Regions from separate parts of the Homo sapiens genome. Here region 1 is linked to region 2. The links are chromatin loops, found by intact Hi-C in ENCODE. Cell type or tissue: PC-9. All regions are shown on one strand. Links, peaks and the distances in the headings refer to the core of each region. The heading gives the core; the rest is flanking DNA.

Region 1 (5,380 bases), core at 73-5,072, 180 kb after region 2:
TTATAAGGGAGAGGAGGGGTGGGAATAGATAAAAGAAAGTTCAAATCCCTTAGCTTGGCACTCAAGCCTTTCATGGTGAAATCCGTGTCTACCTCTCCCTCCCACCCTCCTGCCTTGAACAAGCACAAGTTACTCTAGGCCTGCTGAGCTGCTGCTGTTGTTCATACTCACACAGTTGTTTCATTCTTTTGGGCTTTCAGATATGCCTCCCTCTGGAAAATCTCTCTCCCCTACTTTAGGCCTCCGCAGCTCTGGGCTGACCTCACCAGACCCCGTTCTGTCCACACCTTGGGCTCATGTACTCCCTGAGTGCCAAGATTCCTGGCATACGAAAGGCACTGTGCTGTCCCAGGCTGGGAGCCATCTCATATTTGTCTCTGTAGCTTCATTGGCACTTGGCAACATGGACATCCAAGAAATATTTTTCCACATGCCTACCCTGTGCCAAGTACTGTCCTAGCAGAGCAGTAAGACAGACAAGGTGACAGCTGTCGCTGAAGTTATATTCTATTGTAAAACAGACAATACACTGGTCAGTAAGTAAAATAATTTTACAATGTAAACAATTTTATGGAAAAACAAATGAGAGGAGGGTGTTGTTTAGACCGAGTGGTTAGGGGCACACTCTCTGAGGATATGACATTCATGCTGAAAACAGAGAATAAGAAGGAGCCAGCCACGTGAAGAGGTGGGTAGTATGAGTTTGCTGGAGCTGCCATAACAAAAAGTACCACAGATCAGGTAGCTCCACCAACAGAAATTTGCTTACAGTTTTGGAGGCTAGAAGCCCAAGATGGACATTTTGGGAGGCTTGGTTTCTTCTAAGGTCTTGCTCCTTAGCTTGCAGATGGCTGCCTTCTCATTGGGACCCTGCCACATGGTTGTCTGTCAGTGTGTATCTGTGTTCCAGTCTCCTCTTCTTATAAGGACATCAGTCATGTTAGATTAGGGCGATTGTAGGTGTGGCTTAGAGTACTCATAGAGGAATACAGATTTTCTGCTAGATGGAGGGCCAAAGATAAGGGGGAGAGTAAGTGGGTGGGGATGAGGAAGAAAGTACATGGCACCTTCTGCTGTTTTAGTCAATCAAGAACAAACAAAAAGAGAAAATGCATGGCATCTTTTATAAAAATATAATTATCACTTTGGGAGGCCGAGGTGGGAGGTTCACAAGGTCAGGAGATCGAGACCATCCTGGCTAACACGGTGAAACCCCGTCTCTACTAAAAATACAACAGATTATCTGGGTGTGGTGGCATGTGCCTGTAATCCCAGCTACTTGGGAGGCTGAGGCAGAGAATCACTTGAACCCGGGAGGCGCAGGTTGCAGTGAGCCGAGATTGTGCCATTGCACTCCAGCCTGGGTGACAGAGTGAGACTCTGCCTCTCAAAAAAATAAAATAAAATAAAGTAAAATAATTATCAACCCAAATTCATCATTGCAGTATGAGGTGCTAATCTATGAACACTTTCCATGACTACAACAAGGCCACTGTAATGAGTCTTGGATGACTTGATTGGAATAGTAAGTGCCATTCAAGTCCCTATATGCCAGATACCTGCTTTATATGCAGCTTCATTTCATCCTCATGACAATCATGTGAGAGGGAATTGCCACCATCATCTTAGATATGAAGAAACAGAGACTCTAGTGAAAACAGTGGTGAGTATCAGAGCTGGAAATGCACCCTCCAACCTCCCAACCCCTCCCTGACATCCCTTAGTGCCCTTCTGTCCTCTGCGCTAGTCTCTCCCTCCACTGCTTACTGTGGGGCTCAGCGGAGGGCTGCTGGCTGCCCCATCTCACCTGAGCAGCTGAGCCTCTGTCTCAGATCTGCCTGCGGAGCAAGCTCATCAGTGGAGACCTGAGCCTGCAGGCCTTAATGATATAGAGTTGCTAAAAGGGAACATTTAATTGCATGTTTTATTAATTTATTCCTTATGAAATAATAATAATGAATTTTTGCTAACACAAAGTCTGGGCAGCAGTGAGTAACTTTGACATGTGGAATTCTTGAAAATACTAAAACTCCCCCAATTCAGGTTCCTGAGTAGTTATCTGTGGTGAGACAAAGAAGGGGATATTGATGAAACCCTCACTGATGATACTGAGGGTTTCATCAACATCCCCTTCTTTGTGTCTCCATAGATAACTACTCCACCTAGAGGACTCTCTGCTCAACTCCATCCTGATCTCTTAAGGAAAGCTGCAAACTTATCTTTTATGAAAAGGAAAATAAAACATTCAAAAGGAAGGAGAAGCCCAGGGTGGGGAGGGCAGCAGCTGGCAATGCAGAGGAAAGCAAAACAGTTCTGGAGGAGGTGAGGAATGGGACATGCAGAGGTCACGAAGCTGAAGACCTTTTCTTCCTGCCCAGACCACTGAGCTGGCCAAGAAGTAAGGAACCTGACTTCCTGAGAGGCCTGACTTTGAAGGGAAGGCAACCCTCTATCCCCAAGTGTTTTTCTGCTGTCCAGGAGGAATGTCAGCTCTGGACACCAAACAGAGGTGGTCATCACTTTTACTTGGTCCACAACACACATTGCCACCCTCTCTTCAGAAGGCCCTGAGGCCAGGAACACAGTTTTAAGAAGTGGAGAGACAATCAATAAAGAGGAGAGAATGGCCAGTATTCCAGGCAGGTATCCAGTGATTTGTGGAGATGATACAGAGGCCACAGCCTCTGCCTTTGGCATTCTCATCTTCACAGAAGCAAAAGGGCCCTTTTATCTAATGGGGGAAGGAATGTCTTTTTGTGGGAAGGCCTCTTTATAGGTACAGTTGGATTCCTGCCCTTAGGGAATGGTCAGTTTGAGAGAGTAGACAAGTTCAAGGAGCTCCCAGGCTAATGGCCTCTGTTCTCATGGAGTCCCCAATAAGTCCTTGGGGAAATCCCAGCCCAATGCAGTTACACAACAGTGGTTTATAATGTTAGGTATATATAGGTGCCCTCTATTTTAAGTAACCACAAAATACAGACTTTAAAAAGCATTCTGTTTTTTAGATCTAAGTACATATGAAAATTTAGCATGAAAGTGGCATTTCAAATCACTGGGGGAAGATAAATTATTCAATAAGTCATGTTGAGATAACTGAATTAGCATATCTATAAAAACCAAACAATACCTGGATTCCTAACCTCATTCTTTAGATCAAAATAATTTCCAGGTGGATCAAAGATTTAAATAAAAAAGTGAAGCCAAGTCATGAAGGTAAGAAGACAAGTCACAGCCTAGGACAAAATATTTGCAAAACATATCTGAAAAAGACTGTTATCCAAAATATACAAAGAACTCTTAAAACTCAACAATAAGAAAATAAACAATCTGATTTTAAAAATGGGCAAAAGACCTGGTCATCTCACTAAAGAAGATACACAGATGCCAAATAAGCATGTGAAAAGATGTTCAACATCTTATGTCATTAGGGAATTGCAAATTAAAACAGCAATGAGATACCATTACACACCCATTAGGATGGCCAAAATCGAAAACACTGACAATACAAAATGCTGGTGAGGACATGGAGCAATAGGAACTCTCATTTACTGCCAGTGGGAATGCAAAATTGCACAGCCACTTTGGAAGATAGTTGGACAGTTTCTTACAAACTAAAGTTACTTCTACTATGTCCTGTTTATCCAAATGAACTACAAAATTATGTCCACACAAAACCTGCACATGGATGTTTATAATAGCTTTATTCATAATTGTCCAAACTTGGAAGCAACCAAGATGCCCTTCTGTATGTGAATGGATAAATAAACTATGGAGGTACTTCCATACAGTGGAATATTATTCAGCAGTAAAAAGATACCCACTATCAAGCCATGAAAAGACATGGAGGAGACTTAAGTGCATATCATTAAGTGAAAGAAGCCAATCTGAAAGTACTACATCTTAGATAATTCCAACTATATGGCATTCTTGGAAAGGCAAAACTATGAAGACAGTAAAAAGATCAGTAGTTGCTAGGAGTTGGGGAGAGCAAAGGATGACTAGGCAGAGAACAGAGGATGAGATATGGATGAGATATGTTGTTTATTAGATACTTGATTTCTTTTAAATTTTAGATTTGGGGGTACATGCACACATTTGTTACACGAATATATCGCATGATGCTGAGGTTTGGGCTTCTATTAATCCTGTCACCCAAATAGTGAACATGCAGTTTTTCAACCCCTGCTCTTCTCCCTCCCTCTCCCCTTTTGGAGTCCCCAGTGCCTATTGTTCCCATCTTTGTCTCAGTGTGTCCCCAGTGTTTAGCTGCCATTTATAAGTGAGAATATGTGTTATTTTGTTTTGTTTTTGTATTAATTTATTTAGAATAATGGCTTCTAGCTGCATCCATGTTGCCGCAAAAGACATAATTTTGTTCTTTTTTATGGCTCATGCTATGCCATGATGTATATGTACCACATTTTCTTTAGTCCACTCTTGATAGGCACTTGGGTTGATTCCATGTCTTTGCTATTGTAAATAATACTGCAATGAACATACAAGTGCATGTGTCTTTTTGATTGAATAAATTATTTTCCTTGAGTATAGACCCAGTAGTGGGATTGCTGGGTCAAAAGGTGGTTCTGTTTTAAGTTCTTTAAGAAATCTCCAAACTGCTTTCCACAGTTGCTCAACTAGTTTACATTCTCAGCAACAGTGTATAAGCACTACTTTTTCTCTGCAACCTTGCCAACATTTGTTATTTTTTGACTTTTTAATAGTCGCCATTCTGACTGTTGTGAGATGGTGTCTCATTGTGGTTTTGATTTGCATCTCTCTGATGATTAGTAATGCTGAGCATTTTCTGACATGTTTGGTGGAGCTTGTATGTCTTCTTTTCAGAAGTGTGTTCATGCCCTTTGCTCACTTTTTAGTGAGATTATTTGTTTTTTGTTTGTTGATTTAAGTTCCTTATAGATTCTGGATGCAGAATCTTTTGGATTTGCTGGATCCAATTTGTTGGATGCGTGGTTTGCAGATATTTTCTCCTGTTCTGTAGGTTGTCTATTTACTCTGTTGGTAGTTTGTTTTACTGGAGCAGAGAGGATTTTTAAGGCAGTGAAACTATTCTCTATGAATCTATAATGGTGGATACATGTCATTATGTATTTGTCAAAATCCATAGAGTGTACAACACCAAGACTAAACCCCAATGCAAACTATGAACTTTGAATTGACAATGACATGTCACTAAAGGTTCACAGATTTTAACAAATATGCAACTGTGGTGCAGGAGGAATGTTGATCATGGGGTAGGCTATGCACATGTGGCAGCGGGACGTATGTGGGAACTCTGTACTTTCTCATCAGTTATGCTGTGAACCTAAAACTGCTCTGAAAAATAAAGTATTTTAAAAAAGTAAGCCATCAGAAAATAAAG
Region 2 (5,380 bases), core at 314-5,313:
GCTTTGGCCTCATCTGAATGCTGGGAAAGTTAATTTTTAACATTAGTTTGAGCAAAATACAATTAGGAAGGGAAGCCCTGCAGCAAGAAGTGATCTCAGTACATGCGCCCAGCAGCACACAGTGAAGGGCCTGGCTGCTGCTCTGCCCACTGCAGTAATTGATTTTGTGGGTTATTCATAGCAAAGGTGTCATCGGGGCCTTCACCTTGGCTGCCTCTCTGTCTGCCTGCTTGGGAACCCTGTGGTAACGAGACTCCCACGAGAAGGGGTTGCCAGGCAGAGGCTCCTGAGCTCGGTGATTTAACTAGCTCTGTGAATTCAGTAAGACTCTGACCCTCGCTGGCCCCCATTCACAGCAGAAGGGGCTTGCACCAGAGTCCCTAAGGCCCTGCCCACTTGGACACTCTATCTGGAATTTTAAACATTAGCCCAAGCAGGACAGAACAGCGAAAGAGGCCACCGCAGACAAATAAAAATCTTTTATTTTATTTTTTTTTTTAAGACAGAGTCTCGCTCTGTTGCCCAGGCTGGAGTGCAGTGGTGTGATCTCGGTTCACTGCAACCTCCACCTCCTGCGTTCAAGTGATGTTCGTGCCTCAGCCTCCCAAGTAGCTGGGATTACAGGCTTGAGCCACCATGCCTGGCTAATTTTTGTACTTTTAGTAGAGAAAAGTTCACCATGTTGCCCAGGCTGGTCTTGAACTCCTAACCTCAGGTGATCCACCTGTCTTGGCCTCCCAAAGTGCTGGGATTACAGGCCTGAGCCACTGTGCCTGGGCACAAATAAAAATCTTCAAGTCAATTTTAGAGACTAGCAGAGGGGATGTAAGGCTGTCCCAATAGTTACAGGATGATATTCACATGCAAGACAGACTCCCAGAAGGAAACTCAGAAACCTAAGGGACTACCTTTCTTCTTCAGGGCTGAGTTGAAGGCATTGTTGAAACATGTCTTCACCAATACTGTCCTTGCCCTGGATGGACACATAGTGGGGACAGGACAGAGGCCAGGCCCAACTCTGTTTTCTCTGTCGCTGAACAGACTCTTCTCGTCTTATTTATTTTTTTCCTAAGCCTTTTGCATTCCTATGAACACACCTTTCCAGTGAATGAAGCGACATTACCATTAAGATAGTCTTATCACTCTGATTTACTCAAAAGATAAATAATGTATGAACTTCCATTCTACTAACTTTTATGTTAATTACTAATGGATTTCTGATGGTTTTGCCTCCAGCATCCGTCACCTGCCCTTTAGGTAAAACATTTCAGATCCCTTGGGGAGTGTGTTTTTCCTGAGGCTTTGCCCCATCCCAACCCCAGGCGTGGAGCCTCTGACCAGGCTGAGCCAATCAGCACATTCCAGTCCAGTGGCCACTGTGACTGACTGGTTCAGGGGTGAGCCTGAGATCCCAGTGGGGCCCATGAGAGTGGATTCCAGGACTTGTGCTGGGCATGGCCTGCAATAAGAAGGAGCAACAGGTGGACCCAGGGCCTCCTTGAAGTCATTTGGGGACCTGAGAAAGATGACCCCATACAGAGGCCTCTAGAATGTGTATGTAGGAGGGGCTCAGGAGTGGTGGTCTGTGAGATGGGAGATCTAGGAAACACTGTCTGCTTAGATCCTGTTATTTCAGGTAGGTTGAGGGTGTGGGGCCTAAAGCCCCATAAGACACCCCTAAGGTGCCACTAGACACGAAGGAAGAAGAGCTGAGAAATGGAGAGAGAGACGTCAGACCCTGCCAATGGTGTTTGAACCTGGGATTACAGGTGAGGCTAAAGCAACTACAATTACTCAGTGACAAAAGCACATATATTCCTTTTATTAACTTAAGGCAGTTTGGGGTCAGGTCTTCTGTTCCTTATAAAAGAATACAACTAACAAACTACTTCTGCTGTGCTAAGCCCATCCTAGACCCTGAACTTGGTTTCTTGAACTCTGATCGGAGGTAATTCCTGATGGATACCCTAGGGTGTGGTAGAGGGTCTCTGGTCTGGTGAGAAAGGCATGGGGTGAGAACTGCCCTTAAGAGGACTGCAGTCAGAGCAGATCCCAGGGAGGGTGAAAAGCCATAATGGGATACCTGAGGCCAGGCCAAGGTGCACACTTAGAGGAGGAGGTGCTGCCTTCATGGAGTGGCCCGAGGGCTCCAGAAAGCCTTGCCCCACACTATCTCCCCAACTGGTACCTCAAAACCCACCTGAGCATTTTTCTTTGAGTTCAGTGCAACATAGGAGGACAATAAAGAGGGAATGTCCAAGTTAAAACGGAGTCTCCAGGGACACCAGCCCACACAGGAGCTGCAAAAAAAGGATCTGCCACCTAGAGGGCTGGAGTGGCTGACTCAGTGCCACCACGGCCAGTCTAGGGCAGAGCACAGACTAGAACCTCTGAATTCTCACTTCCAAATTGTAGTCCCTTCCAATGGCCCATAGCTGTTGTCTTTGCTCTTGATTTACATCCCGTTATGCAAAATCTGTACCACCAGGTGGCGATGTAGTTACCACATGTAGTGTGGAATTTTAAGTGGCCATCACGGATTCTCTTTTATGAAAGTGTATCTTTATTTCATCTAAAAGATAATAAGCAGTTTACCAGGAAAGGGAGATGGAAAAGAAATTTTTTTAAAAAACGTAGTAAGCATTTAAAACTTTAATCTATTTTATTATAACTTTGAAGGCAAAGAAAAGAATTATGATTACTTACATTGTGTCTTCTTTATTAATTACTTGCCTCTTCCTAACCCTGTCAATGAGGGAGTGGAGAGAAGCCATACCTTGAAGTCAGACCCGCCTGGCTTTGAAATTCAACTCTGCCGTGTATTAGCTGTATGTCTTCGGCAAGTCACTTCTCTTTGAGCTCAAATGATCCATCTGTAACAATGGATTCAATACTACGCCAGACAGGGCTGCTGCATCCTCGGGGGGCAGCATATAGTAGGTGTTTGATAAATCTCAGTTAAATGAATGAATGAGGTACCTAGTGGAATGCTTGGCATAATATAGCAAGTACCCAATAAATGAAACTTATTACTAGAGGCAAAAGGGAAGCAGATCTACCAATGAAATTATAGGCCATGGGCAGTAAGAAATGGGGCTTTGTAGGGGATGTGGGAACTCAGTGGGAGGCCAGGAATCAGCGCAATGGTGACTGCCCACTGGCTTACTGCACAAGGCGGATGCTTTTCAACTTCAGTGTGTAACATCCCGTTTCACCACGCACCTCAGCCTCAAAGCCCTTCTGGAATCCTTTCTGCCTTGCAGTGAAGTTCTGAAGGAGAATTCCCATCCACCCTTTTCTGTGAGCCTTTCTGGCCTCACCTGTGAAAAAGAGGCTAAAATGGTTCCTGAATGTATGGTGCTAAAGATATTTAAGGAACTCAGTCTCCTCATTCATCTGACTCCATCCGCCTTGTGGGCTGAAGACTTTCCAGACTCAGGGCCTCATTCTCTACGTCTGTAAAACCTGCAGGCGGCTTGGATGGTACCCATCCCTTCCAGAGGTGGGATCTTGGGTGTACTCCTACCCCTCAGGCTGACAGGCCTTCCCAGGGGCACAGAATTCTTTTAAAAGGAGCATTGGTTCACTTCAAACCTCCTCAACTCTAACGGCGCAAATTCTGTGACGCTTTATTTTTCCCAGCTTGAATGGGTAGACCTAGCACCTCATAAAGTGACAAGGAAAATATTTGGCTGGTTTCGTAAACCGGGGCCACAAAGGCTCACTTGTGATGGGCCGGCCGCGCAGCCTGTGCTGGCTCCCAGGACGCCCTGGCAGGCCCTGCCCAGGTCTGGGCAGCAAAGTCTGCAGACACCACTGCCTGCCTGACACCGGCCACCTGTGTGCAGGTCACGAGGTCTGGCAGCCTTTCATTCCCGCCTGGCCATCTCCTCCCACAGACTTCCAGAATCTAAGCTGCCAAAAACAACCCCAGCCATCTGCCATGCAGAGGAGATCCTTGGGGGTGTGTCTGGGAGGCCCTCAAAGAAGCTTCTGTGGCTGGTCAGTGGCAGCCACCTGGGAGGTGTCTGCAGCGTGTCCAGGTCACAGTCTGGCCCCAGCAGGCTCTCCTCAAGGAATCTACCCACAAACTTCCCTCTTGCCAGTCTCATGTACTTTCTTCCCCTTCCCCAAGAAATGAAGCACATTCCAGCCCCTTGCCTTTGCTCCTGCCACTCCCACTGCCTGGAGTGCTTTTCCCCTGCCCTCTCCCTCCAGCCCATTCCTGCCCCATTTCAATGCTGCACAAGGTCCTCCTCTCGGCCCAGTCCCTCTGTCATTCTGCACCCGCAGGGACCTGCAGGCACTCCTTGTCTGTACCCCTCACTAGATAATCACACCCTTCTAGGGGCTGCTTTATAGTTTAATGCTGGTATTATTTATTTCACTGCTGAGATCATTTCACTGACACCTCATTTATTGGAAACTGTTGGGGAAAGCTTTCTCAACATGAGTGAATTTGTCGGATCAATGGTCCTTTTAAGTGACGAACCTACTTTGAGCATGATCTCTTTGGGTGGGAATTTTTCTAAGACTCATTATTCCCTGATCTTGAACTAATCACCCTAAACATAACTGAATCCATTCTGGAGGATTCAGAATTAGAAGGAAAAAAAAAAAAAAGGTCATTTTTGGTACTACAACCTTGCTCTGCCTGGCTCCTGAGGGCTGGGCCTCATGCCCCTTTGCTGAATGGCTCCGGACAGCTGCACTTTAAGAGTTCTTGTTTGCTGTGGCTGTTCTGTGTCCCTCATGTGGGTAGGCAGTTCGCTGTTGGAGGGTTGCGGCTGGTGTGCCTGTCTCTGGCCTTACCTACCCTACATTCTCATTTGTGGTTTGTTGTGCGGAGGGAATGGGAGGCAGGTAACCAGGGAGGTATAAATGAACTGCAAGCAAGTAGCACCTGAGAAGACCTTTCTTTAATATACTTCAGGACAGAAGCTGATTCCTTCCCAGGCACCAACTGAGTCTTTTCCATTCATTTTCAGGGTCAGGATTGTGTACAGCTGAGGGCACCAAAAGTGTGTGCTGTTCCGATGCTGCCATTTCCTTGGGTTGATGAGTGAGCTGGATGGGAAGCTCTTTGCTCCCTGTCGTGGGGCCCCTCTGTGTCCACACTGTGCCTGACCTGGAGTAGCTCAGTAACAAGTCCTAGTTGACTTGCCTTGGGGGATGTGGCCTACCCCAGGGTTCACTGTTATCAGCTCCTGCTTTAGAATTAATTGTGCCTTGAAAGGGCATGCTAGGTCTGCAAATGGAGCCAGCTCAGAGGGGGACATGGCTCCAGGCCAGTGTAGGCTGCTGTCTTCAGAGGCTGCCCCTTTGCCACTGGGATTCCTAAAGCCCTGTTGTTAACAATCAGGTATTGGGAAAACAGAGA

What was found. A loop is a pair of places that touch in the nucleus more often than their neighbours do. Peaks named below come from ENCODE experiments on the same cell type or tissue, not always from the same donor. Only the 100,000 strongest peaks of a DNase experiment are listed, where the experiment ranks them.
Region 1: a loop joins it to region 2, with 23 times the contacts of the local background. A loop is called at or near these places in 18 of 110 quality-filtered maps.

Annotation. Positions count from the first base shown.
Region 1 is chr3:140,919,628-140,925,007 of GRCh38, reverse strand. No RefSeq gene overlaps it. Among named protein-coding and RNA genes, the nearest start is that of SLC25A36, 20 kb to the left of the region's middle. In PC-9, for the core only: CTCF peaks have their summits at 1,932 and 2,134; no DNase peak of the experiment used is centred there.
Region 2 is chr3:141,103,074-141,108,453 of GRCh38, reverse strand. The region is part of intron 2 of SPSB4 (splA/ryanodine receptor domain and SOCS box containing 4); the gene reads right to left. Among named protein-coding and RNA genes, the nearest start is that of SPSB4, 54 kb to the right of the region's middle. RefSeq lists an enhancer at 4,991-5,380. In PC-9, for the core only: CTCF peaks have their summits at 2,294 (motif pointing left) and 2,504 (motif pointing right); a DNase peak (open chromatin) is centred at 2,473; H3K27me3 peaks cover 13 bases.